Regions from separate parts of the Homo sapiens genome. Here all the other regions are linked to region 1. Evidence: chromatin contacts called from ENCODE Hi-C or POLR2A ChIA-PET data. All regions are on one chromosome and are shown on one strand. The core of a region is the stretch at or near the end of the contact, and the rest is flanking DNA. Distances in the headings are between cores, read along the strand shown. Region 1 holds the start of CDC42BPA (CDC42 binding protein kinase alpha). Region 2 holds the start of WNT9A (Wnt family member 9A). Region 3 holds the start of STUM (stum, mechanosensory transduction mediator homolog). Region 4 overlaps ITPKB (inositol-trisphosphate 3-kinase B). Region 5 holds the start of ITPKB-IT1 (ITPKB intronic transcript 1). Region 6 holds the start of ITPKB (inositol-trisphosphate 3-kinase B).

The links. A loop is a pair of places that touch in the nucleus more often than their neighbours do. ChIA-PET counts read pairs that join two places held with the same protein, here RNA polymerase II (POLR2A). Pooled maps may share reads with other maps.
Region 2: a loop to region 1 is called in a map of gastrocnemius medialis, with 19 times the contacts of the local background. The contact joins the promoter of WNT9A here to the promoter of CDC42BPA in region 1. A Hi-C loop is called at or near these places in 2 of 168 maps with a recorded cell type or tissue (gastrocnemius medialis and sigmoid colon) and 10 of 50 pooled maps. POLR2A ChIA-PET finds 5 or more read pairs at or near these places in 1 of 52 experiments (A673).
Region 3: a map of MCF 10A shows a loop between it and region 1 (6-fold over the local background). The contact joins the promoter of STUM here to the promoter of CDC42BPA in region 1. A Hi-C loop is called at or near these places in 2 of 168 maps with a recorded cell type or tissue (MCF 10A and chondrocyte) and 5 of 50 pooled maps.
Region 4: a loop to region 1 is called in a pooled map, with 4 times the contacts of the local background. The contact joins the enhancer-like site here to the promoter of CDC42BPA in region 1. A Hi-C loop is called at or near these places in 3 of 50 pooled maps. POLR2A ChIA-PET finds 5 or more read pairs at or near these places in 3 of 52 experiments (H1, HEK293T and WTC11).
Region 5: a loop to region 1 is called in a map with no recorded cell type, with 3 times the contacts of the local background. The contact joins the promoter of ITPKB-IT1 here to the promoter of CDC42BPA in region 1. A Hi-C loop is called at or near these places in 1 of 37 single-sample maps with no recorded cell type and 3 of 50 pooled maps. POLR2A ChIA-PET finds 5 or more read pairs at or near these places in 1 of 52 experiments (PC-9).
Region 6: a map of MCF 10A shows a loop between it and region 1 (4-fold over the local background). The contact joins the promoter of ITPKB here to the promoter of CDC42BPA in region 1. A Hi-C loop is called at or near these places in 1 of 168 maps with a recorded cell type or tissue (MCF 10A), 3 of 37 single-sample maps with no recorded cell type and 13 of 50 pooled maps. POLR2A ChIA-PET finds 5 or more read pairs at or near these places in 1 of 52 experiments (HEK293).

What each region holds. Positions count from the first base shown.
Region 1 is chr1:227,316,173-227,321,024 of GRCh38, forward strand. It overlaps CDC42BPA (CDC42 binding protein kinase alpha), which reads right to left and starts at 2,320. Exons shown (of 37, transcript NM_001394014.1): 1 at 833-2,320. The coding sequence starts at 1,010. It overlaps LOC124904531 (a long non-coding RNA gene), which reads left to right and starts at 2,420. Exons shown (of 2, transcript XR_007066911.1): 1 at 2,420-2,826; 2 at 2,942-3,889.
Region 2 is chr1:227,944,785-227,949,766 of GRCh38, forward strand. It overlaps WNT9A (Wnt family member 9A), which reads right to left and starts at 3,148. Exons shown (of 4, transcript NM_003395.4): 1 at 3,009-3,148. The coding sequence starts at 3,103. LOC124904533 (a long non-coding RNA gene) reads left to right here and starts at 1,074. Exons shown (of 2, transcript XR_007066912.1): 1 at 1,074-1,643; 2 at 1,918-2,519. RefSeq lists silencers at 1,970-2,079, 3,183-3,262 and an enhancer at 3,053-3,102.
Region 3 is chr1:226,546,550-226,551,465 of GRCh38, forward strand. It overlaps STUM (stum, mechanosensory transduction mediator homolog), which reads left to right and starts at 2,215. Exons shown (of 4, transcript NM_001003665.4): 1 at 2,215-2,557. The coding sequence starts at 2,356. RefSeq lists a silencer at 1,199-1,493.
Region 4 is chr1:226,701,757-226,706,147 of GRCh38, forward strand. All of the region lies in intron 2 of ITPKB (inositol-trisphosphate 3-kinase B), which reads right to left. Among named protein-coding and RNA genes, the nearest start is that of ITPKB-IT1, 29 kb to the left of the region's middle. RefSeq lists a silencer at 1,516-1,945. Within about 2 kb of position 1,700, at least 35 of the 41 ENCODE cell types and tissues checked have a DNase peak (open chromatin) inside an H3K27ac peak, as active enhancers do.
Region 5 is chr1:226,673,415-226,678,042 of GRCh38, forward strand. ITPKB-IT1 (ITPKB intronic transcript 1) reads right to left here and starts at 1,654. Exons shown (of 2, transcript NR_103784.1): 1 at 1,503-1,654. The region is part of intron 2 of ITPKB (inositol-trisphosphate 3-kinase B); the gene reads right to left. RefSeq lists a silencer at 2,636-2,785.
Region 6 is chr1:226,737,080-226,741,977 of GRCh38, forward strand. It overlaps ITPKB (inositol-trisphosphate 3-kinase B), which reads right to left and starts at 2,203. Exons shown (of 8, transcript NM_002221.4): 1 at 1,962-2,203; 2 at 1-584. The coding sequence starts at 379. RefSeq lists silencers at 80-529, 1,500-1,739 and enhancers at 837-1,336, 1,960-2,209.

The DNA.
Region 1 (4,852 bases), core at 1,070-3,569:
CAACAGTGAACTTCTGGACCTTAGAATGTGCCCTGTATGTAACAGCAGACGCTGAAGAACTTGAGCCAAGCCTTCAAGCTTGAAGGTCATGGAGCGTTTGCTCACATCATTGATCTATTCCACTACAGTAGGTCTTCTAAATCACATCTATATTTAGAAGAATGAAGCCAAAAACCTAACCAGTTTAGATTTAAATTAACTTTCGAGTAAAATCTAACTCTCAAGTGGAAGCTGCCCCCAAACATTCTCTAACTACTATCACAAGATTTTTAAACTATGTCATTTAATCTTACAAACATAATTTTTGGAAAGTCCATGTTTAGCAGTTTCCTTTCCTTGTACTATGTAGAGATGAAATAAAACCCACTGATCACCACCTTCAGCTTTCTGTTGACCTAAGGCAAACACAGATATTTTAATATCTCCTCCTATTTTGAGAATAATTTCCATAGTCTGAATGTTTCCACCAATAAATACCTTTCAAATGAAGGACTATTATAGTGCCATGTATTAGGCAACTGTAACCAATAATCCACTTTTGCCCATCACAGAATTGATTTAAAATCTCTTACTGTTGACCTAAAAACATAAGTTCTTCATAGCCAAGTTCCACATTAGCTAGGCCTTAAATCAAGGCAACAATTGAGCAGCACAATTCTACTCCTGGGAAAATATTTACCAAAAACTAGCGGAAAATCTTGAATAACTAGTGTCTGTTTTTTTATTGTATTTTTTCTTTGAACGGAGTAGAGTTTACTCATAACTCTCTATACCAATTAAATCATAATGACCAGCTAAAGATTAACAGTTTCTTTAAAAATTACAAACTTACCCCATTCTAGGTATTCGAGAATGTTCTTCTCTCTTCTCAATGGAGAATTATTGCATTCATCATAAAGGCAGATGAGTATATCCAGTAATGTCTCCACACTGAAGCACTGCCCATTGGTCTGAGCGGGCCCGTCCAAAATAAACTGCTCCAACTGCCTCAAACGCACTTCTCCAGACATGTTTGCTTCGATTTCTGCTGGTTTTCCTTTAAATTATTATGATGACTTTTACTATTATCTGAACCTAAATTTTAAAAGGTATGGTTTTAAAAATAAACCACTTGTTATTCAAACAACTGTCATGCAATGCTGGTGCTGAATTAAACATCCAACACACCAGTAACCTCACTTAACTGAAGCGTCTTCAATTTCACCCATATACATATATTTTGAGGGTAAATTACCATAAAATATATACTTAATGCATTTTTAAAAGAATACAATTAAGTCGTATATTTAAATAAAATAATAATTAAAAGTACAACGAACTAGAGAGTCAACACTTCTTTAAAAAAAAAAAAAAAAACTCTTCTCCTTCATTCAAAATTCAACTCGTGCAACGTAATCCTGAAACGAATCCGGTTGCATCATTAATGAATAAAGTCCGATTTGCATCAGCAATTCACTTCCCGGGAAGAAGAAAAACAGAAAAGGGAGGAAAAAAACAGAATGCATAGAAGGGGGAGGGAAAACCAAAAATGTTGCTGCAAATCCTCCCAACCACCACTTGGATAATGCATCAGCGGCAATTTCTCCAGCGGGAAAGGGAGGGGGCGAGGTCCCTGAAGCAGCCCCTCGGCTCGGAGCACGCCAAGTCTTGCCCGGAGGCGGCTTTTCGTTTCTCCTCCCGAGGTCCTTCTTTCTTTAAGGCTTTGCAGTCAGTCCTATTTTCAACGGATTCCGGTGAAAACTCTTCATTTTCCTCCCGGCTTCACCCTAGGGCCTGACCGGCGGCGCGGCCGGGGGTGGAAGGCGGGCTGCGGGCGGCACTGGCACCGGGCTCCGGAGAAGCGGCTACTTGGCCGCCCGAGCCCACTCCATGTCGGTGGTCGCTCGTGGGCCGAGCCGCGCCGCGCCGCGCCGGGCAGAGAGCCCGGTCTCCCCGACACCCGCACCGGGCCGCCGCGCCGGAGGCTCCCGACGCCCCAGGCGGGGGGGTGCTTCTCTGAATTCAAAGGACACAAGCAGCAGCAGCTGCGGCGGCGGCGCGGGCGGCTCTGGCAGCTACTTCTCCCCCTTCTTCACACCCCTGGGCTAAGGGCATCTTTCCACAGCGAGGAGGGAGGCGGCCCGGCGCAGGAGGAGGGGTCGCTTCCGCGGCTGAGGAGACTAGAGGCTGCGGCAGCCCGGCTCCCAACCACTCCCTTCCTCTCCCTTCCAGCCCTCCCCCGCCTTCCCTCTCCTCTCGCGCTCGCGCCCTGGGCTCAGCGAGGCTCCTCCAGTCCCGCCGCACAGAGGCGGAGGCTTGCGGACGAGTCTGGATCCAATATGGCGGCCTGGCCCCCCGGCCCCGGCACACGCGCGCGCACACGCCCTCCACTCCCCGCCCCCGCCCTGCCCGAGCCTCAGCCCCAGCCGGCGGCCAAGCCGGGCGGGGTCCGGCCGGCGCGCCCAGCGGAGGCCCCCAAGGGGGCGCGGGCTCGGGGCCCGAGTGGCTGCGCCAGCCCGAGGGGAGGGGTGTGGACTGCCTAGGCGGCGAGGCTGCGGCTGCCGCAGCGTGGAATGCGGAGCTGCGGGAGGGCTGAGGGAGGCCCGGGCGGCGGTGGCGGAGCATATGGAGGCGGGATGACCGGGCCGCGCCGGGAGCTGCGGCGGGACTGGGCGCAGGCTGGGAACTGCGCCACCGCCGCGCCGTGGCCCCGGCTCCCCGAGGCTTCTGGTGCAGATCGCGAAGGGGGGCTCCTGCTCGTCCTCGGAGACATCACCTGTCTGGCGCGTTTGTTAAGGGCGCCCAGAAGCAGAGGGCTTTAGGCTTCCGACAGAGCTGGAGGAGACGGTGCCTTTCAGCCCCTTACCTGCTCCCCACCGGCCCCCCAGATTCGGTTCGCGCACACTCCAGAGTAATCGTTTCTTAGGTGTCTAATTACAGCACTTCGTGTGTCATTTCCCAGGACAAAAACAATGACAGACTTGTCCGAGCTACCATCGAAGTCTTGGGTCTGCACGCAAAGGATGGAATCCCCCATCTCCATTCCCAAAAGTTTCCCTACGGGAGCCTGGTGTTGTCTCCTCCGGAACTGTCCTCGCGGCTGCCTGTTTTTCCCTAGCCATGGTTACTGCCTGCGGGGGATTCAGCCTGTGAAGGCAGTCAAGGCAGTTCACCACTGTCATCAAACCTACACCCCTGTGTGCATGCGCACACACACTTGTAACCCAGTGGCACAATGCAGGAATTAGGGAAGCAAAGGCAAATCGCTGAATAGCTAGGGCACCTGATCCCTGTAGGGCCCTTCCAGGTTTTTGTGAATCTCGGTTTTAGGAGAGCTCCCTTTATAAAATTCTCATGGAAGATGCCACATTTAAATTAACACCACAAAACTAGGTCATTGCAGTTCTGTTACTTTCTCTCAAAATTGCCATCTCCTTTATGGTCGTTCTCTAAAATACAATTATTTTATATTCCTTCCCCACACCTGTGAGGCGGTTGTGTTTCTATGTTCATGTCCACAATTGCATCTTACATCTTGATAATATGGAAGCTGAGGAAGAATTAGAAATGAGGGCCTAGACGTAAAATGAAGGCTAACAGAAGTCGATTCAAGTTGTGATTCATGAAATAGTGTGAATCTTTTATGAAATCTACAACGTCTACACTTGCCTGGCTTAAGAACAGCATTATTTTCAATGCGGTCTTGACATGAATGATACTTAGATTCAAACAAAAGGTCAGTCATTTCCAGCCATGACATCTTTATATGGGTGTGTGTTGTCTAATTCTAAAAGTAGTAGAAAAGTTTAATCCTAACACAGATAATAAGCAATATTTTGGTGTTTATTATTCAAGTCTTTTTCCTATGCACTTTAACAAAAATGATACATAATAAAAGAGTTTTATAGCCTCTTGCTTGCAATTAGCAATATATTATGGACATTTTTTCAGTTCAACAAACATTCTTCAACAACATGGATTTTAATGGTGAAGCCAATTTTAACAGTTTCATTTGACCATAAGATGCGGTAGCAAAGAAGGAAGCAATTTCTTCTGCTTTTTCAAGTACGGTTAACTAAAGAAATGGCTCCAAGATACCTGCTTTTCCAACTTACAAATAACTAGAAAGAAGTTTAAAGGAGAACCTAAAACATGTTAGGTCTCACTAAATGCTAATTGACAATGGAAGTATATGAGATGTAGATACTTTTTTTTTTTTTAACAAAAGAGTCAAGCTGTCAGTTCTTTACCTATTCTATTAGCGCTTGGGTACCACCCACAGTCCAGGGTATTGATGGTTGCTAAATAACCCTTTCCACATTATTTAGAAAGTAGAGAGCAGAATTTATTTTTATTTTAAAAAACACACACACAAAGAGAAGGAAGGAGCTTGAACCCAATCAATTTTGCTTGAATAATTCAAGCTCAGAGACTTAATAATTAACTAGACACTAAACACATTGTGCGGGTGTTATTTTAAATGTTCCGGTTGAAGTGTGAACATGCTTGTTAATGAAACCGGTCTTAAGCCAAAGAAAGGCACAGCCCAGCAGCTGTACAGTGCTTGAAGTGTTCCTGCAAAACAAGAGTGCCACAGGCTGCCTCGCAGGGTATTCTTTGGGGAAAAATAGTCTGGAGGAGGTCTTCTTTGTGAAATTCTGCTTGGGGGCCTGGAGATTAGATGTATACCACTGCAAACACCCAATTTGTTTGAAATAATCAGAGAATGTTTTATGAAGATGCTGGGAATTAATCTGACCATTCAGAAAAGAAAGAGGACAGGAGAAGACAAGAAGGTAGGAAGGTGGAAAGAAGAAGGCAGGACAGAAATCATTAAGCCTAGTCCCCAATACAAGCTCTCTTCAACTAATCC
Region 2 (4,982 bases), core at 1,898-4,397, 630 kb after region 1:
CCCGCAAAGTAACCTGCAAATGTTTCCTGAGTGATGTAAACTGCAAGGGCCACCACCACAAAACAGCCTCAGGGTCTTTAAAAAAGAACTCCAGTGGGAAGCCTCAGACCTCATCCCGAGCCAGCCCAGGACCCCTAAGGAAAGGGCTGCAAGGTGCCAGGGAGCCAGGCAGCCTAGCAGCCAGGGGTGGGGGTCCAAGCCCCGCTGGGCAGGAACAGCCCCCAGACCCAGGCCCAGCCCTGACTCCACATCCAGAGGGTCTGGGCCCAGGAGAGAAGCAGCCCCGGCGTCTAATCCGGATCTACCATCTCAGCTGAAACCACAACCCAGCAAGGGCGAAGCGAGAGGGGCCTCCCAATGGAGGACAAACCATGTCCTCAGACCACCACCAGGCCCACCCTCTTGCTATAACCTTGGGGAGAGGGTCTGAGTCTGTACCCCAAGCCCTCCCTATGACCTCGGGCTGGCCTCCCTGCTTACCCCTCTGTCTAGAAGGGCTTGGGGCCAGGCCAGCGAGGAGGCACATGGACATAGCCATGGGAGAACCAGATGGAGATGCCACCTGCTAGCCAGGCCAAGGTGCAGGGCCAGGCCAAGGGGAGCCTCTTCCCCACAGGGGGTCCAGCCTGGTGGCCAGAGGCCTCTAGGAGGGCAGCGGGCGCCAGCCAGGGTTGGGTTGCAGCTCAGGGAGCAGGCAGGGAGGGCTCCCGTGGGTCCACGTGACCCTCCCCCAGGCCAGCCTCTCCTCTCCGGGTTCCTGGGCTGTAACTGGAGCCGTGTTCCTGCCTGGGAGACTCCGTGCCAGGCAGAGCTTTTGAGAGGGGGAAGGGAGAAAACGGCCCTAGATCCCAGCCCCTTCTCCCTGCTTCCTGGACTGGAGCTGGGAAGGGCCACCCCAGCCCCCCTCCAGCTCCAGCCCCGCCTGGCCTTTAATGCCCTGGGCCACCCCCTGCCTTTGCTGGGCCAGGAGCCACAGCAGGAGAGGCCTCCGCACAACCCAGCCTGGAGCCCTTTGTGCCCTGCTTCCCCTCCCCAGCCCAACCTTGGGAACTGACTTACAGGGGGCCCAAGGCCTCCAGCAGCCCAGATGGAACCTGGCCTGCCCTGACCCAGGATGCCCCCCCAGCCCCTGGTTCAGGAAGGTGCTCATTCTCCATCAGTCAAACAGAGTCCTAGCTGCCCTCTGCAATGCCAGCTGTCCCCAAAGGCAGCACACTTGCCCTCTGGACTTCCCACAGGGCAGCTACATGGAGAGCTGCCCTCAGACAGGACTCAGGAATTCTCCCTTGATGGGTCCTTTGGAGCCAAGAAGCAGGGCCAAGGGGGCCTGGCCAGAGAAGCCACAACAGCACTTAAGTCCTTGCTATGCGCCTGGCACCAGCCTGGACTTACTGTCTGCAAGAGAGCTGAAACACACGCACACAAAGCAGCAGAGCCCCTTGACCTTCTCTAGGGCACAAAGCCCAGAGATAGGTCAGAGAAGGAGAGGCCAAGACCCAGCGCCACCCCGTCTCCAGGAATCGGATCACAGCAGGGACAAAGCCGCTGCAGCCTGGACAAGCCCAGGGTGTGTCCCCAGCCCAAGAAGCAGAGCCTCCGCTGGGCCGGAGAGCAGGGAAGCACAGCTGGCTGACAAGGCCACGGTGAGTCACCGCGGACCTGTGGCCCTCCCTCCTGCCCTCCCGGGTGAGGCTACGGGTTGCACAGATGGCGTGCAGTGGCGTGCCAGCCCAGGCCCAGGGCCGTACCCACAGTTGGAGCCAGGAGAGGGCTGCGGGTGGGGGCCCCAGGGAACTGAGACACCGGGCTGACCCTGGAAGACGACCCAGAAGAAAGGAACAGAGAGAAGAAAGGGAGAGAAAGAAAAACACAAAGGGAAAGTTTCCCATGAAAATATTTTATTTTCTTTGAGAACAGGATACACCTGCAGGGCTCCTCGGCCCAGGCGGCCTCTCCCTGCCCGGGCGGGTGCCAGATTCCTGGACCAACGGGGCCCTCTGCCGGCCAGCCCGCCGCGCGCTGGCGCTCAGGCCAGAGGGCCGGGAACAGGTGACCGGCGGAGGGCGGCGGCCCGGCTGAGGGAGCGGCCCAGGGCGTCCAGGTCGGGGGCTGGGATCCGAAGGCCAGCCAGGGCTCCCAGCGGCGGCGCTCGGGGTAGGAGGCTGGAGGGTGGCGGGGAGGCCCGGGGCGCTGCCTCGCACGGCGCCACCCTGCACCTCAGCGCGCCCAAAGCGCAGCGAGGGTCCCTGTAAAGGTCGCAGGACTGGGCATCCCAGACCTCAGAGAGGGGGAGGGAAGAAGGAAGGGAAAGAAAGGAAGAGAGAGACGCGCCGACAGCCCGGCAAAGCGCTGCTGCAGAGACACGTGAGCACGGGCAATGACACCGCGGGACGCCCCGGCCGGGCCCTGCGCTCCCGGCCAGGTTCCATGGACGCGCTCCCGCGGGCCGGGGCCCGGGCCACAGAGTCAGAAGCAAAGCGCAAGAAAAATAAATTCCTCCAGCTTGGAGGATTTCTCTCTTTCTCTCTCTCTCTCCGTTTGGGGCTCAGCGCGAGGAACATCTGGATTTTGTACGTATTTTTGTTATTGTTAAATTAACTTCTCGAGAAGAGAAAGGGGGGGAAGCTGCTAGGTGGGCGATGGCCAGGGGCTGAGGACTCAGGCTCCAGCCTTTTGGCAAGGACACGGCGGCCCAAGGAAGTCGGGACCTGATCCCAGTCCCTAAGCGCGAGGCAGTCCTGCTCACGGCGGCGACTACGACGACGACGACTCTGCGGTCACGGAGGACCGCGGCCCGGCGCAAGCCGGACGGGTCCACCCGCCTCTCTAGCCGTGCCGCGCAGCGGACGGAGCGACGCGCGCGCCGCAAACAAACAGCGCCAGGCAACCCGGCGGCCCCGCCGCGCCCCGGCCCCAGCCACCCCGGGTGCCTCGGGGACTCCGGACGACCCCGCCCCGGCCCCGCCGCCCCCGCCCACCAGTGCGCGCCGGCCGCCGAAGGCACCTACCCGAAGTAGGCGGCCGAAGGGCGCAGCGCGGCGAGCAGCAGCGTCAGCCCGAAGGCCGCGGCCAGCCAGCGCGCCAGCGGGGACCCATCCAGCATCTTGCCGCGCCTCGGCGGCCGACCATCGCGCTCCCAGCTCCGCGCAGGGCGCGCCGCGGCCGCCGCCCTCTTATAGCGCCCGGAGCGCGGCCAGCTGGGCCCGGCCCCGCCCCGCGCCCGGGAGGGGATCACGCCGGCGCCGGGGGCGGGCCGAAACCCGAGCCGCGCGCGCCAGCCCGCCAGCCCCTCCCGGCCACTCGGGGCCCCGGCCGCCGCTCCCGGCGCGGGTCTCGGGCGCGCCCTGCCCGGCGGGGATGGAGGAAGGGGAGGCGGAGAGCGGTGGGAACCGAGGGCGGGGCGTGCGAGAACCCGGGGCGACCACGGCGGGACGGCATTGGGGGGCCGGAGGCGGGCATCGGGAAGCGGGTAGAGCGTTGGGGGCGCTGCAGTGGGAGCTTGGGGCGGCCCCCGGGGCGGGATTGAGGGGGAGGGGAGGGGAGGCGTTGGCCGCCGGGCTAGCCGCCGGCGGGGCTCCAGGCCGGGACGGTCGGGGATGGTTCCACAGAGGACCCAGCCGTCTGCCCCGAGCTGGGCGCTGCGCGGCTGCTCCGGGGGAAGCTTGGTGAGGAGGAGTCGGGCCAGCCGGTGATGCCTGCGCCTCTTGCGCATGCTGACCCCCTCAAGGAGCGGGGCCAGAGAATCGCTCCTTTCTGGCAGGGACTGTGGCCGCTTTCGGCCTGGGAATGAAGCGACGTAGCCTGCTGGGGCTGTGAGGTGAGTAGCTCTACCTTTTGGGGTCCTGATGGTCTCCCCATTCTTAAATTGTGGGAGTGGAGCTAGCGGCTAAGTCAATGAAACACCAGCCATCGGGCAACGCCCTTCTCAGAGCCTGTGTCCTGGCCGGGACGGGGAGAAAGAGGACTCCTGGGATGGAAGGTGCACACCCAGGCAGCTGGAAGCGCTCAGTCACAGCCCGGGGACTCGTCCCCTCTGCGATACGGATTCGGAGCTGCTTCTGAAGCAGAATGGTGTCAGAGGACCCAGAGCTGGCATTAGGATACAGGTGCACACATTCCAGACAGACCTGGGGGTGGCATCCAGGAGAAGGCTTATAAGTTCCCTGGATGGGGCCTCTGTGCCATGCAACAAGGGACACAAGAACAGGGCTTGGGGTCCAGGCTGGCGGTGGCATGCCTGCCACCTGCAGACCCTGGTCAGTGCAGGATGGTGCCTCCAACACGGGCTAGGCTGCCAAGGCTGAGGACACAGGGCCAGCGAGCCTGCCCAGCCACGTGCTGCAGGGGCCTCAGAGACCTGGGCTGCGGTGCCAGGTCTCTAGGCAGTGCCCTCTGTGCCTGCAGGGACTGATTCTGGCACAGTGACCGCAGAACCTGGGGGGCGGAGCACATGCCCCCGGAAGGCTGTGAAATCCCGCCAGTGGCAGTGACAGAGGCGAATATGAGGGTCCTCAGAGGAAAAACAAAGAAGATAGGAGCAGCAGAAAATGGCCCCCACGAGGATCTGAGCCAACCTCGCCACCCCTAGGGCTCCCGGCCCTGCTTCCCTGGGAAAGCCTGGCCATGTGGGTCACCCCTGTGAGCATACCCTTTCTGAGTGTCTGATGGCCAGTTTGCCAGGTGAGCTTCAGGTGCATGTGGGGCAAAGCAAGGGTGGGGAAGGGAGGAGACCGGGCCTGAGCAGTCACTCCCTCTCGGGGCCTCGGTTTCCCCATCTGAGACCCATCCAACTCCAGCGAGTGGTGGCTTTTCTCCAAGGCATGATGTCCTGTGTGGGAGCCCTGGCCCCTGGTTCTGCTTTTCCACTAGGTGTGACTGGTCTCACATCCTTCCCCATCCATAGGACCCCCCTCCTGTGGGGAGAGGGCACTTGTTTGTCCTCTTTTGCTCAGGGGGCTGGGCCACCTCCCTTGAAATGGGGC
Region 3 (4,916 bases), core at 965-3,464, 770 kb before region 1:
GTTGCTCTGCCTGGATGTCTTTCTGACATCCAAGATATTCAGCAAATCATCTGGAAAACTGGGGGATGCAAATCCACTGACGTCCCTGAAATCCTTTTTCTCCAGGAGGAATGATTGACTGGCCCTAAGACAGTTCAAGTGCTCTGCAAAAGAATATTCACAGAATGTGGGTTATTTTCTAGGTCTCTGAATAAAATACTGGTTATATAGAATTGATTCTGGAGCCAGATTGCCTGCATTCAGCTGCCAGCTCTACCACTGATTAGTGGGGGACTTTGTGCAGCCTGTTTAACTTCTCTGTGCTTCAATTGCCCCATCTGTAAAATGGGGTAATAAATAATCCTTACTTTGTAGAGTTATGGTAAGGATTAAAAGAGTTAAAATGTGTAAAGGGTTTTTAGAATGATGCCTGGCAGAGAGTGCTTGGGTAAATAAGTGTTTGTTGAAAATAAAACAAATCTGCAAATAGTTAACTGTAGTCATTGCTCAAGTCCCTTTGAGTATCGCCTTCTTTGGGACACCTCCCCGAGGCCTCCCCCACGCTAGCTGGCTTCACAGATAGGTCCATGTTGTCGCAGCACCTCCAGCACATCACAGCTGCAACATTCCTCACTGTTTCTGTAAGTCTATCTTTGTAGTTGTCAGTATCTCTCAGCTCATTTCTTAGATTCTTGAAGGCAGAGGCTGGATTTTACTCATTTCTCTCTCCCTGGAATCTAAGTCTTAGTAGGCCTTCAATAATTGTGTATTAAATGGAAGCTTGCTATGATTTTAACCAACACAGTAACTCCAGGCCAGAAAAGGCTAAGCGAGTTCTTCTAAGCCATACAGGTTTTAGTGGCTGAACAAAGACTAAAATTTTTAACCCTGTTCTTCTGACTGCCAAACCTAAGCTAATGACTCGTGTGTGTGTGTATCTGTGTATGTGTACACACGCATGTGTGTGTCCACCAGTATCATCACTAACCCCTGGCCATTTGCTTTTAAAATTATTTTATTCAGAGACTTATACAATAAGTATAAGTATACAATAACCCATGTTCTTTTAGCCTCTTCTGAGACCCTGGGTTGTTTATAATAATAATCACTATTATTCCTGAAGGGAGGCTATTGCACCCTTCCAATTATTCAGACGATTTGCTGACTGTCTGGATAATTCCGAAGCCTTTAACCCCTCCCTAACGTTAGAGGCGGTAACTTTCATCCGTTTACTTTTTCCAGGTGCGGAGGCGAAGCAGCCTTATTCAGAAAATCGAATTCAAACAGGACCTCAAGCTGCCGGCTGTTGCTTCTACCAACTGCCCCATTATTAACGCCAGACGGCGCTGTGTCCTCACTGGCTCTTTAACCACCACGTCGGGCTCACAGAAGGCTCAGGTTTCCTCCAGTATAGTTCAGGGGATGGTGAACGCTTCCCAACAAGCCTGCAACAGGCGCATTTCTTTCTGCTTTTGGTGCGTGTGTGTAGGGAAGTGTCCCATCTTTTAACTAGTCTTGCGGAGACCTGGCCTGGTGTTTGCAAATCTGTTTCCTCTATTATCGATCCGATCTCTGGATTGCTTTTTCTCTGACACTTGAAACAAATTCACTCCTATATATTTTTTAAGTGATTTTTTTTTTTTTTTTTTTTTTTTACAAAATAGAGCTGGGGCGGGGGGGGGGGGGTCTCGCTACGTTGCCCAGGCTGGTTTCGAACTCCTGGGCACAAGTAATTCTCCCACCTTGGCCTCCCAAAGTGGGGAATACAGACGGGAGCCACTGCGCTCGCCCCAAACAAAATCATTTAAATCACAATGCACTGAAGGCCGACTAGGTGTCAGGCGCCGCGCGGTCCGTCCCTTGTCCCCATGTCCCTGGCCAAAGGCTTGCTCTAGATCAGGGGACTCAGCCTCGAGGCTTTCCCGACGGTGTCAGCCAAGCACACACTCCCAGTTCGCAGGGCTTCGTGGTCAAGGTTCCTAGTTCACCTGTCTGGGAGGGCGAGGTGTGTCCACCCCTTCCAGCACCTGGGCAAACAGCTCCCTTTGCGGTCCTCTTCCACTGCTTTCCCTCCGCCCTGATTTTCCATTCCTTGTGAGCGGTGGTTTTGGTTGGGGGGAGGGGGCGGGGAAGGGGCCTGGCGAGGAGGGGCGTCAGAGCGCTGTCACCGGGTGTCGCGCCGCCCTCCCCGCCCCTCCGCCGGGCGTGTGGGGACGCCGGAGGGCGGGAGTCTCCGCGAGCCGCGCGGCGCACGGAGCACGGCGGCCGCCTGAGCTCGGCGCGGAGCCCGGAGCCCGCAGCCGACAGTCTCCTGCTCCCGTACGCTGGGCGCCAGCTCCGGCCGTGCTGCCCGGCTGCCTGAGAGCGCGCCCGGCCATGGAGCCCTCGCACAAAGACGCCGAGACGGCGGCGGCGGCGGCGGCGGTGGCGGCGGCGGACCCCCGGGGGGCGTCCTCGTCCAGCGGGGTGGTGGTGCAGGTCCGCGAGAAGAAGGGCCCCCTGCGCGCCGCCATCCCCTACATGCCCTTCCCCGTGGCCGTCATCTGCCTCTTCCTCAACACTTTCGTGCCGGGACTGGGTAAGACACGGCTGCCGCGACCCTTGCGACCCCCACCCCGCCGCGGGAGGGCGTGGGGGGAGAGAAGGGCGCGGCCGGAGACCTCCTGGCGGGGCCGCGCGCTCCAAGTGCTGCGACCACGCGCCACCGCCCGCTCCTGGCGTCCCCGGGCAGGTGGCAGAAGCGCGTGGAGTGTGCACCCCAGAGGGGAGAGGCTGCGCTGGGGTCTCCGACCCGCAGGCGGGGCCCCAAAGAGCCGGAAACTTTGCGGCCAATGTTGGAGCCCGCAGCGGCGGCCGGAATGGCTCTGCCGGCTTCGGAGTAGGGCTCCCGTCCCGGCGCCCCGATTTCTGCTCCTTCTCTCCGTCGTGTGCATCCGTCCGCGAGCCCACTTCCCCGAGAGGAATGGGGTCGGATCAGAATGAGCTCTAGGGCCTCGGCGGCGAGGATCAAACTCCCGGGCGTCGAAGTCAGCTGAGCCGGGGAAAGAGGACGAGCCGGGCTAGATATACCTGCAGCCCCCTTTGGTTCGCGGAGTGCGGACCGCGTGGGGACGAGAACTCTAGCCAGAGTCTCCTCCGCCTCATTCAGGGGTACCTGCACTTCCGCCAGCACCCCGCAGGGCGCCAGGGGGATGGGGGATGATTTTATTAGTTTGGATGCATGTGGCCAGAGATGAACCCATAGCTCCCTCGGATCCCTTCTGTTCCTGAGAAGTAGAGAGTGCGCCGATGTAATTCTGTGCAGGACTCCGGCAGCCGGCAGGGGTTCTGGTGGCATCTATGTCCCACGTTTTAAAGCAGAGGCCCCTTACAGAGATGGTGCAGGAGGGTGAATGGAGGCAGGGAATGAGAAGTTTTCCTGACCCTCCCTCCCTTAACTCCACCCCCAGGTCTCTGCCTGCACGCCCCTCCCCTCCTCCAGCTTGGCACTGGCTGCTCCTGCGTGCTGGGAGGTGCCCCCCTCTCCCGTGCCCGCCCGAAGAACCAGGCGCCCCAGTGCCCTCTCCGGGAGAAAGCGTGCCCCTGTCGGCGAGCCTGTTGCCAACGTATGGTTCCAAGTTCCCAAGAGCAGAGGCCAGCTGGAAGGGGTTTTCAGTTTGACTTTGGCCTTTCTCACGGTCTCCTCGCTCTTCGCCTGCTTAGCAGGGGCCTCTGCTGCGGTGACAGCCAAGGCCACAGCCACCCACGCAGGACCCGTTCACTTTCCCCTCCGAGCTTACTTGTCTTTCTACCCTAAGGGGCTGCTGCGGCCAGAGCAGCCTATCTGAGCAGTAAGTTAGGTGGCCTTTAGTTGGGCTTCTCTCTTCTGGGGTGCCTCCAGCAGCCTGTCCCCCTGGCTGGTGTCATCAGATCAGCTCTCTTTGCACATTTAGACACTGCAAGGAGGCCAGCTGGTGTTAATCTAGTTTTATCAGAAATTCTCACCTGCTGGAGTAAAAAGAGACTGCCTGCCCCTCCCTCTGGCGGATATGAAGATCCTCCTGAGCCAGCATGCATCTTGATCCACCTTTTTTTTTTTTTTTAAGTGGTGAGGTAAACGCCACCCTATGGTCTTTTGAGGAAACAAATGCATTGGTGCCAGGTGAGAGGGGCTGCACCAAGTCACTGCTGCACGAGGAAACCACCTTGTGGGAGACCAGCCCCAGGAGACAGCAGCTGCCCACGCATGTACCTGTGTGTACCCTCCCTGGTCTCCCTTCACTAGGTGCCTTTCCCAGCCTTAGCCCTGCTGCATTGACAGCATCGGCTGCAGGGCACCGTCCATTCCGCTGACCCCTGGCTCCTTGCCCTGGGGATCCAGCTTTTCCCTTTGTGAGATCAGAATCCTATGGGATTTTTGTGAAACAAACAAATAAACAAACAAACAAAACAAACCATTATAAGAAACCAGGAGAAAATAAAGGGAAGATATGCAAACCACAAAAGTAATAAAACAGGTGAGCTGTAGGTGCACAGATTTCTGAATTTTCAGTGACATAATCCTGGCTTTTTTTTTTTTAATTTTGCTTTGGTTGCTATTGTACAGTTTACTGGGTGCACAGGCTCCTGCTCCTCTCCACACGGAATGAGGGATTCCTGATCCTTGGTGGTGGTTCTCATCTGTAAGTCAGGCACACCTGTCTCTTGGCGTTGCTGAGAGGATGAAACGTGATTACATAAAGCCCAGCGTCTGGTGCATAGGAAGCTCTCTGGGGATGGTGGGTCCATCTTGCTCTTCTGCAGAGCTGAGCACTGGTCCCATCTCTGGGTGGGGGTCGCTGCAGCCAGGGCAGCACTGCCCTCTGGACCACTCAGAAGCAAAGGCTCTTTGAGTGCTTTTGATCCCTCTGCTCCCCTCTCCACCTGCAGTGGAGTCCCAGGCAACAAAGCAGCTCAGA
Region 4 (4,391 bases), core at 450-2,949, 620 kb before region 1:
GCTGGCTGCGCCTGAAATGAGTACACACACTTCAGGGGCGCTCACTAACCCACCCAGTTGTGACTGCAGATGTCATGATGACTGAATCCTTCTGACTCCTTGTCAGCATCAGCACTCCCTAATTCTGCAGAATAACTGGTACCAAATAGCCATTTCCTGCTCATTCACGGCTCCCTTAACAGAAAACTCCCTCCTCCTTCCTCCCCTAAGTCCCATGCACACACAGAGAGGGAATCAGAAAAGGCAGGAAATGCTTGCCTAAGACCAGAGAAAATGCCAGGGAAGAGAGAGACAAGAAAATTCCACCAGGTCTATGTTGAGCAGGGAAATTATTCCCCCAAGAGAAAAGTTCAACTTGGCCCGGCACGGTGGTTCATGCCTGGAATCCCAGCACTTTGGGAGGCCGAGGTGGGTGGATCACTTGAGGTCTAGAGTTCAAGACCAGCCTGGCCAACATGGCAAAACCCCGTCTCTACTAAAAAATACAAAAATTAGCCGGGTGTGGTGGTGGGCGCCTATAATCCCAGCTACTCGGGAGACTGAGGCAGGGAGAATTGCTTTAACCAGGGGGGCGGAAGTTGCAGTGAGCGGACATCACGCCACTACACTCCAGCCTGGGCGACACAGTGAGACTCCCTCTCGGAAAAAAAAAAAAAAAGGGAAAGTTCAACTTGACGGCTACCCCTATTTCATCATGGTGAGGTACAGAAAAAGGATTCCCTTCTGCAGCGCTGCCTATCCTCTTCTGATGACCTCACTGTGGCTATCTGGTTACAAAGGCAGGCAACAACTGGCACTAGGCCTAGAGAGAGATGACCAAAATTGACTACGCTTGCACAGTAAGGGACTAGATTTAATCCAATCATTTGGCTCCAAGAAATGCACGAAATACAACTACTGGTATTCTCTTTATTCGGCAGATGGTAATGAAGACCCATTGGGAGGGTGCCTTCCCATTTTGTCAGTCTAGGACCTGAGTGGAGTCCCAACCGGGAAGCCTGGGGCAGTGTGCTAAACCAGCAGCCAACAGATACTGCATTCCAATAGTGGCTTCTTGGTCCCCTGGCATTTTTTGTGCTTACCTTTAACTAACTGTTCCTTGCCTAAGCTCCTTCCAACCTCAAGGAACTAAGAGAATTTCATTCCTTTCTAATTAAATATTTTTCCTCCAATAGATAATCCACACTGACCCTATCGAGGGAAAATCTGAGCTGGTGTAACTGCAGGAGGTGGTTTATTTTCATAACAGTAAAACATCTAAACCAAATATGCCCTGTGTTTCAGCAGCTTAAACATTGAGGTCTGACAAGAACCCGAGATTCCACTTTGCCTGCCAAGGGCTAAGTGTGTATGCTGAAGCGAAAGAAAGTGATTATGAGGAAAAATGGGGAATGTCTGAGTGGGTGAAGGAAAAAAAAAGTGCAAGATATTACTAGAAAAACCTGACTGCACACACAATCCTATCCCCTACGCAGGAGAAAGACCGAGTGCTAGCACCCGGGGTGTGAAAGCCTGCACCAAGGGACCCAGGAACCAGGCGTGCCTCCATTTCTCACTCGATTTGTTTACAATGAACGGACGGCGCCGGAGTCCCTCCGCCCTCAGCTCAGGCCCGGTTCCCACCGCCCGACGCTGGCTGGCCGAGGCAGGGGCGCGGCGGGGGATTTCGGGCAGGGCGGTGAAGCAGGGCCTGCTCTACAGGGGGCTTTTCTTCGCCGCGGTTTCTTCCCCTGTCGCTGCCCGGCCCCCACCTCCTCTCTCCTCCCGCGCGCGCTCTGCCCGCCGCCCACGCGCGGAAGCCCGCGGCCGGGGAGGGGGCGCCGTCTCCCGGCATGCTCGGCGGCGGTGCCGGTCACGTGACGGGAAGGCGGCCGCCCCTGTCGCCTTCGCCAGCGCTAGCGGGCCCGCAGCAGAGGCAGTAGCGGGGCTTGAAATGCTGACCTGCACCCCTGGCTTGCGCTCCCCCAGGCGGGAAAGACAAGGGGGCTGCTGTTGCTGCTTACGAAAAGAATCTCAGCGCTGCTGGCCGCCAGCTTCCGGCTTGGGAGAAAGGATGTGTTTCAGTCTGGGTTTCCTCATTTGCAAAATGGGTATACTTTTTGTAGGGTTGAACTGTAGGTCAGCAGGCTCCCAAATCCTGTCTTTCCTTGTCCCCCTCACCCCCAAGAGTAACAACTTTTAATTAATTTTGTTCAAGAGCTAATAAAAAAAAAATCTTCATTTCTTTGGATGACACTGTGCCCAACTCCACGGTCAGCTTGCAGAGCGTAGCGGTTCTGCCCGAAACCCATCCGCCCAAGGCTTTTATTTTCCTAGATCTCAAACAGTGGGAGGGTCGGACTCTAAATACTATTTGTTTAGACCCCTGAAAATTTTTGATAATTCAATCTTAAGCCGAATTCCGTTTACCTTTACAGTATGAAAAAAGAGTGACTACGAAATAAAGAATATAAACATTAATAGTACAAGCACTTCAGAAAAATGTTTAGCATGCCGTAAAATACCAATTACAAAGCATTGTTAACTCTCAATAATTAGATCTCCGATGTAATTATACATGACCAATAAAGTAATAACACTACTTATCTTTAAAAACATTAATATAACCAAGACTACCCACATTGCAACAGGTTATCATACCTGGTCAACACGAGAATTCCCTGTAAAAAAGCTTCTCGTGTGTGCTAATGAAGATGTGTGAGAATGGAGAATAACTCAGCTAGTTTATTTCCTGGGCATTTATGAAAAACTGAATTGAGCGGGCAGCAATGAAAATTGTCATTCTGGGGAATGCAATATTTTTCCGCTTTGGGGAAATGAGCAAAAACATGTGACAAAAGCACTGGAGATAAAAGTGACACTGGGAAAGACAGTTTACAGTGGCTTGAAACAAAGCAGTGCATCATTCTGCCAACTTTACAGCCAAGCTTTTTTCAGAGATCATTGGCTACTTAAACAGTAAGTAATGGACGTTCAACAATGCTGTGCCCAGTCTAAAACTAAGAGGCTTTTATCTCTACCGATGACATGAGAAAACCTGTGACTACACACAGCCTCGACTTCATTTGAAATCTTGAGCTGGAATGACTTTTCTTAAAGTCAGAGGCTCCTTTGCACAGTGGAACAAACTCCTCATAAAATTTACAACTTGAAAGAAGTACTGGCAAAAGCTTGTACTTTTTAAAAGAATCACAGCATTGCTCTTGCTTGGCCAAATGTATTAAATGTTCAGAGATGAATTCCAGAATAGATAGGAGATAAGAACAGCATCAGTAACTGGGATAAAACCAGAAGGGCCTAAGAAAAGTTATAGGTCAGTTACTCAAAGGCTCCCCACATTCAGGCCACTCTCCCACAGAGCAAAATTATCCTAACATTATGTAAAACATTTAGGTGCTAATTCCTTTATCCCTCATCTCACATTTTTGATGTGAGAACATTCTGATGGCCAGAGGAAGAGAGGAGAGTCCAGAAACATACAACTTGATGTCGGTCAGGCACAGTGGCTCACACCTGTAATCCCAGCACTTTGGGAGGCCAAGGCGGGCAGGTCACCTGAGGTCGGGAGTTCGAGACCAGCCTGACCAACATGGAGAAACCTCATCTCTGCTAAAAATACAAAATGAGCCGGGCGTGGTGACGCGTGCCTGTAAACCCAGCTACTCGGGAGGCTGAAGCAGGAGAATCACTTGAACCTGGGAGGCAGAGGTTGCGGTGAGCCAAGATCGCACCATTGCATTCCAGCCTGGGCAACAAGAGCAAAACGCCATCTCAAAAAAAAAAAAAAAAAATGATGTCAAAGCTTCTGATTTTCTCCCTCCTTCCCCAAGCTTCCTGGGTCAAATCCAAATATGCAGATGTGCCTATGGGCACATACGGGCCTGAATACCTTCAATTTCCCACCAAGGAGACTTGTATCTGTGACTGCCTCCACCCCATTCCGGGAGGCTAGGCTGGCCTCCACAGTTGGAGGTTGCAGGCATCCCCTCTCCAGCTATATCAACTTATACTGCATGTTTTCTCCTGACCCCTGAGGACAGATCTTTGAGGCCCGAATCATTTCTTAGGACTCCCTGTCAGGCAGGTCATTTGAGGAATTAGAAACTCTGAAGTCCCTGGGAACCATGCAAGCCCAGAGTGCTGGGAAAGCACTTGTAGAGCCATCAGAAGGGATTCCCCTCACATCTTCCAACTCCCAAGCACCCATATGTTCACATAAACATCAACCCAACCAGTTTGTTGCCTCTTATTCCAAGCTGCTAAAGGGCTGGAAGAGGAGGCTGAGGGTCAGCAGGCAGAGGCTAGTATCTGCTGGGAATTGCCAGAAAGATGATCCCCCTCCTGTGAGGTGAAGGTCAAAACCAAGTAAATCCCATTTCCACTCCACAAAC
Region 5 (4,628 bases), core at 404-2,903, 640 kb before region 1:
GGTATAGGTGCTGTCTTGCTTAGGGGTGGGGATGATTTACGGAAGGCTAACACAAGGGCCTTGGTTAGTCTAAAGATAATCACGGCAACTAGGTGGTGGTACCAGGAACTAGTCCACCAAATCCCAACCTGCAGCCAAAAAGTCTCAACTCTCACCTATAAAGGGATCCTTCTAAATTCTCTAGATGTATGGAAATCTTTGACAGGTCTTCTGAAGCCTAGAGTCATCGTATAAACATAGATAAATAGTGTAGATATTGCATAGCTATAGATTGATATGTACATATACCATATACATTAGATATATGCTATATATTTACACTTCTTGGCCTTTCGGCTTTATTATCTATCTCCACAAAGTAGGACAAGACAAGCTTGTTTCCCATTTAAGTTTTTCTATCTGTACTGTTTTGCAAATCCACCAGAGAGTTGCAGGACACTCCTGCTACAGAAAGATTTCTGCCAGGCAGGCTCAGAGACCTGCTCTGTTACTGTTCTATTTAATAACACAAACACACAAATGGGGGCCTTTCTTCCCCATGACTTTCATGGCATGGCTGGGGGCAGAGCTGGGAGGTTTTCACGGCCCATATATCCTCAAACTGCTCCATTTCCCCCCGATCTCAGTTGCCACCCCACTAACTCCGGGGTGATCAGCTCCATACCACAATCATCTCCTGGTGATAGAGTTCCATGGATTTTAAAAGCTGTAAGAAAAACTGAGACAGATTCAGAAGAGATTCTAGTAACCCCAAACCAGCAATTACAAATATTTTTTAAGTATTTATATATACACATTTTTTTTTGAGACAGAGTCTCACTGTTGCCCAGGCTGGAGGGCAGTGGCACCATCTCGGCTCACTGCAACCTCCAACTCCCAGGTTCAAACCAATCTCCTGCCTCAGCCTCCGAGTAGCTGGGATTACAGGCACCTGCCACCACACTTGGCTGATTTTTGTAGTTTTAGTAGAGATGGGGTTTCACCATCTTGGCCAGGCTAGTTTTGAACTCCTGACCTCGTGATCCACCCACCTCAGCCTCCCATAGTGCTGGAATTACAGGCGTGAGCCACTGTGCCTGGCCTAATTTTTGTATTTTTAGTTAGAGACGGGGTTTCACTATGTTGGCCAGGCTGGTCTCGAACTTCTGACCTCAGGTGATCTGCCCGCCTTGGCCTCCCAAAGTGCTGGGATTAAAGGAGTGAGCCACCACACCCAGCCACAAGTTTTAGATACTTAAAATACTTTTAAGTATCTAAAATTAGCACCTCTCTTTAAACCTTTTACTCACCCTTTCCTGACCCTTTCCTTGTATCCCCCATTCCCTTTCGATTTCTTCACCATCCCTATTTGCCTCCTTTTCCTCACTATCTACCCACCAAGTCCTGCTCTGCTCCCATCCCACTTAAGATTTTCGTGTCTATTCTGTATCACCCTTAATGATCCACTGAGGCTGTGAGCTTCCTGTTTACCCACAAGCGTTCAGCGGATCCAGCCATCCTACCAAGGGTTAAAGATGCTGTAGTCCTACTGTGCTGCCTCCGACCCAGTTCCTTCCAAAACAAAGCAGGATGACAAGGTGACTCCACGAGAACTGCGTTTGACCTCTGTGTGGGTTTTCTGTTTCCAAGGCCACAGCAGGGTACTCTGAAAACTCTAAACCAGAAGGAAAGGAGACCTAGCCTTCAGAACTCTGTGTGTATGTGCTTACAGGCAAAAAAAAAAAAAAAAAAAAAAAAAGGAACCAATGAGGTTGTCAGAAGGGGATACTCTGCTGTAACTGGTGTTTACCACGACCCACCGGGTGCTGAGGAGGAAGTGGTTGCTATAACCCCAAGGGGGAAACGCTCGCTTGAAACAGGAAAATAGAACTCTTACAACTTTCCATTAGCAGCGTTCAAGAAGCCGGCCACACTGGGAAACACTTGCACAAGCACTCCCCAGAGTCCTGAGACGAGTGTCAAGACAGTCCAATCACGAAGCACAGATCAGGACACAGATACAGGTCCATGTTTTTTCCAGAACGTCTCAGCACTGGAAAAACTCTCATGATCACTTCCCTTACCTCCAGCAGGCTGAACTTGCAAGGAGCTGTGGGGAGGAGGAAGGAAGGGGAAAATGGCAGGATGACATATTGGAAAGAACGCTGGGCCCAGTGAGGGTCAGAAGACCTGGGCTTTAGTCCCAGTTCTGCGATTTACTAGTGGTGGAACTTTGGGCAAATTACCCAACCTTCCTGCTTCTCGATTTCTACTTCCTCTATAAAACAGGGATATTGTTTACTGCTCTGCTCACATCCTTGGGCTGCTGTGAGAATCCTATGGAATCCTTCATAGGATGAAACTCGTATGTGCTACGCAAATGCTTGTTATCAATGTAAGATTCGAGTCTGCATAAAGCCTTCTTGAGTCCCAGCCTCTTGCTCCTCAAACGCATCCTCTCGGCTACACTTCCACCTGTGCACTTCCTCAACCCACCTTACTTGTAATTCTGCCCACACTTCTGTAGAATTTCTGTAGAAGATCCCATAGTCTGGTCAGAGGAGTATAAGCAAGTCTAAATAACCAAAGTGGGGGGATCTCAACCAAATCATTTGACTCTGGGCTCTGTGCTCCCACATTCTCTCCTCTCCAGAGGTGAAGACTTCATCCTCAATGGCTAATTTGCCTGCTTGGAGGCTCAGATTGGCCCGTGTTCTGAGTCATATTTTCCATTTAGTAAAATGAACATCTGGCTGCTGTATGATGCCTTTTGTGTACCATCACCTAAGCCACAATTACCTGCAAGGTAATTCATACCACTACAGCACGGTGCAAAAACAGGGTTGGTTTGGGATGGTGAAAGTCAGCCATCTTAGTGTCAATCTTGCATGCAAATTCTAATGAAGAAAAGCCACTACCAGCAGGTCCACACACACTCACAAAGAACTCATAAATTATTTTAATCCAAGCGTTCAAAGGGATCCTGGGTCCCAGGAACCATCCTGCTGTTTCATCTCAGTGAGAGGCAAGATGGTTAAGGAAAAACAGCTCTAGTTTCCTCCATCCCCCCAATTCCCCTACCGGTGTGACCTTGACTAGGCCACCCAACCTTCTAAAAACCTTGGCTTCCTCATCTGCAAAATAGGGATAATAACAAGACATGCCCTTCCCGGCTCCCAGGGTTATTATGGCAACCAAGTGAGAAAACAGATGTGAAAGTGCTTTGCAAACCACAAAACACCGTCCAAGTGTGAGGTATTGTTATCTAGCAAAAGTGCCTTGAGAATAACACAGAAATCTGGAAGTATTTTAATTCGTTAATGGACTTATACCACACCTTGACTTAAAAAGGACGTAGGGTAACTGCCTGGAGGAATTCTGAAATAATTTCTAAATAAGTTTATCCAAGCAAGTTGCCAAAACAATCCACTGAATTGGGTAGTAGGCTTTTGGATAATAGGAAAACTGCAGATCGCTGTTCTTTATTCTTATTTCACCTTTTGAGCTCTAAAAAGAACTGGAAGGACCATATTGTGTTGTCTTTTACGCAAGAACTAAACAGTCTCTTTGTACCCTCCACACCCTCCCTATTCTCACTTCCATCCCCTGAGCACCTGGGAAGCAGCTCCTTCTCCAAACCTGCAAACCCTCCTCCCAGAGCCCAGGCTAGCTTGGAAGCCTGGAGCAATTTGAAACGCCGTCCTAAGATCTTGAGGCCAAAGGCATCCCCATCATCCTTCCAAGAGGGTGTTACCCCCAGGGACAGCAGGAGTTTCCAGAACACACAAAGACTTATTCTGCTCACAAGGATATTTACCGAATCAGCCCACAAGAATTTGCCAGGATCAGGGCAGAAGAACAGAGCTGGGACAGCCTTCTGATTCACTGCCTGGCAGATTCACCCTTCTCTATTATTAGCAACCCAGGCACGATGCCACCAGGGCTGGGGAGAGACCTTGGTGTCAGGGTAGAGAAGGCAGGAAGAGGTGTGTGTGCAGAGGGGGAAGTACACAGAGCTGCCTGAGGTTTCCTCCAGAGAGAGACAGCAGAGGGGTGGGTTAAAGCCTTCTCCCCTTCCTCCTTAGTTCTCTAACCTCCTGTGAATCTCAGACAAGCCCAGCCCCAGGATCAGAAGCCCTGGAACCCACATCCACCCTGAATATTGCTGGAGGTACTCCCTCTTCCCCTTAAGGGCCCAGCTCAGAGCTGCACAGCACTGCTTCTGCCGGATACCACTGGACTCTGGGCTGTGCCAGAGGCTGCAAGATGGAGAAGCAAAGAGAAACTGACGGGAAAGGTGGAGAATTTCTCTTCCCATGGCAAAAATGCAACTTACTGCAGCCCTAATGCACATGTGTTCCCTCCTCATAACAATGACTACCACTGAAAGAGCACCCATTACATACATCACAGGGCGTTCGCCTCCTGTTATAGGCAGGAAAACAACCATGTGGAGGCTCAGCAGGCTGCCCTGGAGAACGTGGCTAATGCTGATTGAGAGGGACAGGACTGAAGGAGGAGACGAGGAGCTTCACCTTCATGCATCTTGTATTATTTCACTTGTACAGGTATTTCGCGTGCATTATTTAACGTGCTATATCAAGCTTGTACAGGCATTACTTGAATACATTGAAAACCATGAAACGAAG
Region 6 (4,898 bases), core at 953-3,452, 580 kb before region 1:
CCTCCTCCGGCCCTGGCGGGGAGAGGGTACCGGCTGCCACCACCTGCTGCCGGTCCCCTCGCAGGCGACCAGCCCAACTTGGGCTGCTCACGCTACTGCCGCTGCTGCCGCTGCCACTGCCGCTGCTACTATTCAGCCTGCGCCGGCCGCTCCGCCAGCCCCCGGGGCTCCGGGGCTCCTCGGGGGACAGCGACTCGGCTGGGGGGAAGAGGAAAGAGGCGCCTCTCCCGGGGCTGAAAACGCTGCCGGGGCTCAGCACTGCCCTCCTCGGGGGCGGGGGCGTCTCGCTGCCACTGGGCCCCGGGCCGCCGCCGCTCTTCATCTCGTTGGCGCTATTCATGATCACCAGGCTATTGAGCGCATAGCAGTACACAGCCATAGTACTGGGTCCCGCGCTGCCCGCCGCCGCGGCTCCCGCTCCTGCTCCGCCGCCGGCGCCTCCTCCTCCCGGCGCTCCCGGCTCAGCCCCGGAGGCCCGGCAGCCGCGGCTCCGCGCGCAGATGGGGCGGCATGGCCTGGGCAGCGGGCTGGGGGCACGACCGCGGGCTCAGCCCCCGCCCAAAGCTCCATAAACAACCGTGCGGCTGTGGAGATACAAGGAGAAAAGTCAGGACCCTGGAGGGCGCGCGGGGGGAGTTGGGGGTCGCCTGCAGAACCCAGAGAGAGCCCCGGGAACACAATCTATCCGGGACCCAGCGCCACCGGACATCTCACCTATGGGGACGGCGAGGCTCGGCGAGGGCATGCCCCGGCTGCCTCGGTCGCCAGCGCGGTTTCGGGTGTGCTTCCCCGCCCCCCACCTCGCCCCAGGCTGCGATGCGCTTTATGAGGTCCCTTCAAATCCCAATCCTAATACTCGTCTCGCGGACCGGCGAGAAGCGAGGTCCAAGTCCTTGGCTCCTAAGTATGCTGTGTGCGGGGCGCGGCTGACTCAGCTCTCCCGGGCTGAGGACACCCCAGCCACCGTCTCCGGGTCTCCCCAGCCTGAGCAAACATTGGCTATCCAGGGCAACCCGGCAGCCCTCGCCCTGGGCTTCAGGGTCTCCCTGCTCCACCCTCTCGGGGCATCAGAGACCGACCGGCTCGGAGGGAACCTAAGCGGGACCTGCCTTGCCCGAGCCGCTGCCAGCGCCCGGATCTGGGAGGGCGCCCGCGTGCCCGCCGTTTACCTTCCTGACCCTAGCCTTGGGGCTGTGTCTCTCGGCCTACGAAGGCCTGGGCGGGCAGCGGGGCCGCAGCCGAAGCATTTTTCAGGGCTAGCCTTGTCGCCTATCCCTAGACAAGTGTTTTGTGAGTGTGGGCGCACCGAGGTTCTACACGTTCTCTTTACCGGAACCAGTACTTGCTGCCCCCCTGCCGTCGTCCCCTATGGGGGGGTGTCTGTGAGTGTGTGTGTATACACGCGTGTGTGTATACGCCGCACGCGCGCGGAGCGAGTCCGCTCTCAGCGCGCCCTGTTGCCGAGGACGCGACTGCCCCTGCGGGCTCCCGGACCCGCGCCCACTCGGAGGAACTTAGGGGCGTGCATGGCTGCAGCCGGGCAGCAGCCCTAGGTGCACAGAGCCTCTAGCTCTGCAAACCTCCCAGGAGCCGGCGCTCTAACACCCCAGGGCAGCGCCGCGGAGCGCAGGGCTTCTCCGCATCCCGGGCAGCCTCGCCCGGCGCCAGCAGAGCCGCCCCGAGACCCCAGCCTGGGGACTCCTGGAGCGCGCTGAGGGAGGCGGCGCGGAGTGAGCGGCCCGGAAGGCGGGTAGGAGAAATGCGGAGACCTCGTCTCTCCCTATTTTCTCCCCACCGCCACTCCATGTCACCCTCCAAAATCAAACCCCCTTCCCTGCCTCCCCAGCCCACCCCTTTGCCCTGTTTCGGAACCAGGAACGCCGAGATTCGCTCCAGAGCAGAAAGTGAGGGAAAAGAGGGTTGTTCAGAGGCGAGAGCCATTAAAAGGCCGCCAAACTTACCTGCAGTTTCTCAGATTCTCAGGTCCTGTGTAGACTACATGCCCAGAGGCGCAAACCTCGTAGGGACGAGATGGCTTTAAAAGTAAAAATGCTCAGAAATTATTTTCTCACAAGCTATGGAAGACAAAAAAGAGGAGTGCGAAAGAGGGGGGAAAGCTCTTCGGTTCAGGGGCCCGGCGATCCCGGCAGTGGCGACGCCAAGCCGGCCCTGCACGCCCTTTTCGACCGTGGAGATACTGCCCCTGTCAGTGTCTGCTCCGGGCTACTTCAGTGTTTGTTCAATGCACGATTAAAAAAAAAAAAAAGAAAGAAAGAAAAGTTGTTGGGGGGGGGGGTAGTGGAGGAGGGAGGAGGGAGAAAGGCGGAGGCTTGGGGGAGGAAAGCAGGAAGGAAGTTGTGAGCCTGTCTGGGGTTGAACTCAGCGGAACAAGTTTTTCTTTTCTTCTTTTTTTTTTTTTTCTATTGCTTGGCAAGACGAGGGAGGGAAACACTTAAAAAAAAGTTTCCATTGTTAGCTAACAACAACAAAAAAGGCTTTTAACTTCTGCGGTTTAAAGATATACAATTCATTTTCCACCCCTCAATCGAGGCTTGCTGATGTGTCTAGCTTTATGAAACTATTTTTGAAAAATGTTTTTAATAAAGTTTTGAGTGTATGTCTTAAACAAAGCAAATCATGGGGACCTTTTTAGCATTTAAAAAAGGCTACAATCCTGTATAAACAGTTTGTGTTCTTGTACACAGTTCTGCAAATTCAAAGAAGGTACATTGAGGTCACCTTCCTGCAGAGTTGCAGGTTTTAAGTGCATCACAGTAGTATTTTGGAAGACTGGTTGGTCTATGAGCTGGGGATGGTTTTGCAGTGCAATTGGTAGATATATAAATACACCTTTACATGTCACATTTATTTATAAATGCACACGGCACATGTGACATTCGCATATTTTTGCACTTAATTCTCAGAATTATTTTAAGAAAAAGCATAGTCCTGAAACTAAGAAGGCTTGGGTAACGTCTGAAACCCCTCTTGCTCCTGTAGACCCTTGTAGACTGTCTCCTGTAGACTGGATCATTTTCAAGAAACTTTCTCCCCTACTATCAGCAAAAAAGGGAGAAAGAACATCAGCCAACATTACTGGGCAGGGGATCCTACCCCTTCTAAGCCCTGGCACTGCCAGTGTGTTTTACATAATTCTCTAAATCTTAAACTACAGCATTTAGTGAAAGGAGGGAAAACACAGCTGCACGGCTCAGGAGACTGAAACATCCAAAGCCTGAATTGGTCCTTATATCATGATTAGCTGAAATTCAGATGGAAATTTTGACTTTACTTGTAGCACACAGATCTCTTGCTTGTTTATGTAACAATACTGTTAAGTGAGCAAAGCAACCTGCTGCTCCATCAGGAAGAGGCTCATGCTAAATCTGAAATCAAGAGATCTTCTAGCCAAGAATACCTGAGAATCACACACTGTTGAAAACTTTATAATTTTTAAAAATTAGAAATGGAAGAATTGAACCTAATTACCCTCCTACCCTCAATGGGGCTTTTTTAAAAAAAAGCCCAATCCCAGAACTTTGGGAGGCCAAGGCAGGCAGATCACAAGGTCAGGAGTTCGAGACCAGCCTAACCAACATGGTGAAACCCTGTCTTTACTAAAAATACAAAAATTAGTAGGTCGTGGTGGTGCGCTCCTGTAATCCCAGCTACTTGGGTGGCTGCTGAGGCAGGAGAATCGCTTGAACCCAGGAGGTGGAGGTTGCAATGAGCCAAGATCTCACCACTGCACTCCAGCCTGAGCGACAGAGTGAGACTCCATCTAAAAAAAAAAAAAAAAAAAAAAAAAAAGAGCCCAGAGTTATTCAGGTCTCTGAGCAGTTATTCAGGATCTGAGCAGTTCCTAAGAAAGAGAAGCCAGCCCTCTCCTTGACCCTAATTTGGTTCCCTAGGGGCAAAAAAGAGGAGTTGCCAGTTTTCAGGAGACCCAGTCATTGGAGTTCATGTCTGAGGGGCCTTTGTTCTAGTAGAGGCCAATACCCATGTCAGGTGTCATGGTGGAAGAAACTGAAGGACCTAGCAATGCATACATTAAGCACAGACACTTAGCTTCCCAATCCCTGGGAAACCTCACTGCCACCTCACAGCCTGACATCATCAGGCTTCCGTAGCTGAGAAACTTAGACTTCTTGAATGTGCAGTCAACCTGAAGAATTATTGGTCAGAACGCAGCCAGCAGCTGTCAGGTGTGACATGCAGAAGGGGTTTCTGCCTTGGGCTCGAGGTGGGGCTAGCTGATGATTCTACCAGTCTAAAATTCTAACTGTGCCACCAAGAGCAACAGGGGTTGGGGAAAAGATGGAATAAAACCCATGTCTGGAAGCTAGCATAGTGAGCTTGCATCCTGAGAGAGAATCTAGTTGTCTTCCATGATTGTAAATGAACATGAGAAGAATATTTTACATAGTACTTATTTGCGAGACACTGTTCTAGACACATTATAAATATTTATACATTTTTATCCTCATTAAAAACCCTACGAGGCAGGCATCATTATTATCCTTATTCTACAGATGAGAAAATGAAAGCGCAAATGGGTGAGTAGTTTGTCCCCAAATTCCATTGCTGGTAAGTGGCAAAACCAGGATTTGAACCTGTGTAATCTGGGTCTAGAATCCATGCTTGTCACTACTTCTGCATATTGTATAGTTATTATCTATAACCATAGGGAAGGTGTGCCTAACTTTTCAGTTTTCTCTATAACTGTAGGGAAGATTTGCCTAACTATTCAGAGTACCCATTTGTCTGCTTTTGAAATTGAAGTTAAAAAATCAAAGCTATGAAACTAAGAATAAAAGGAAACTTCCTCAACTTGATAAACAGCATCTGCGAAAAACCTAAAGTTAATATCATACTTAATGATGAAGTACTAAACACTT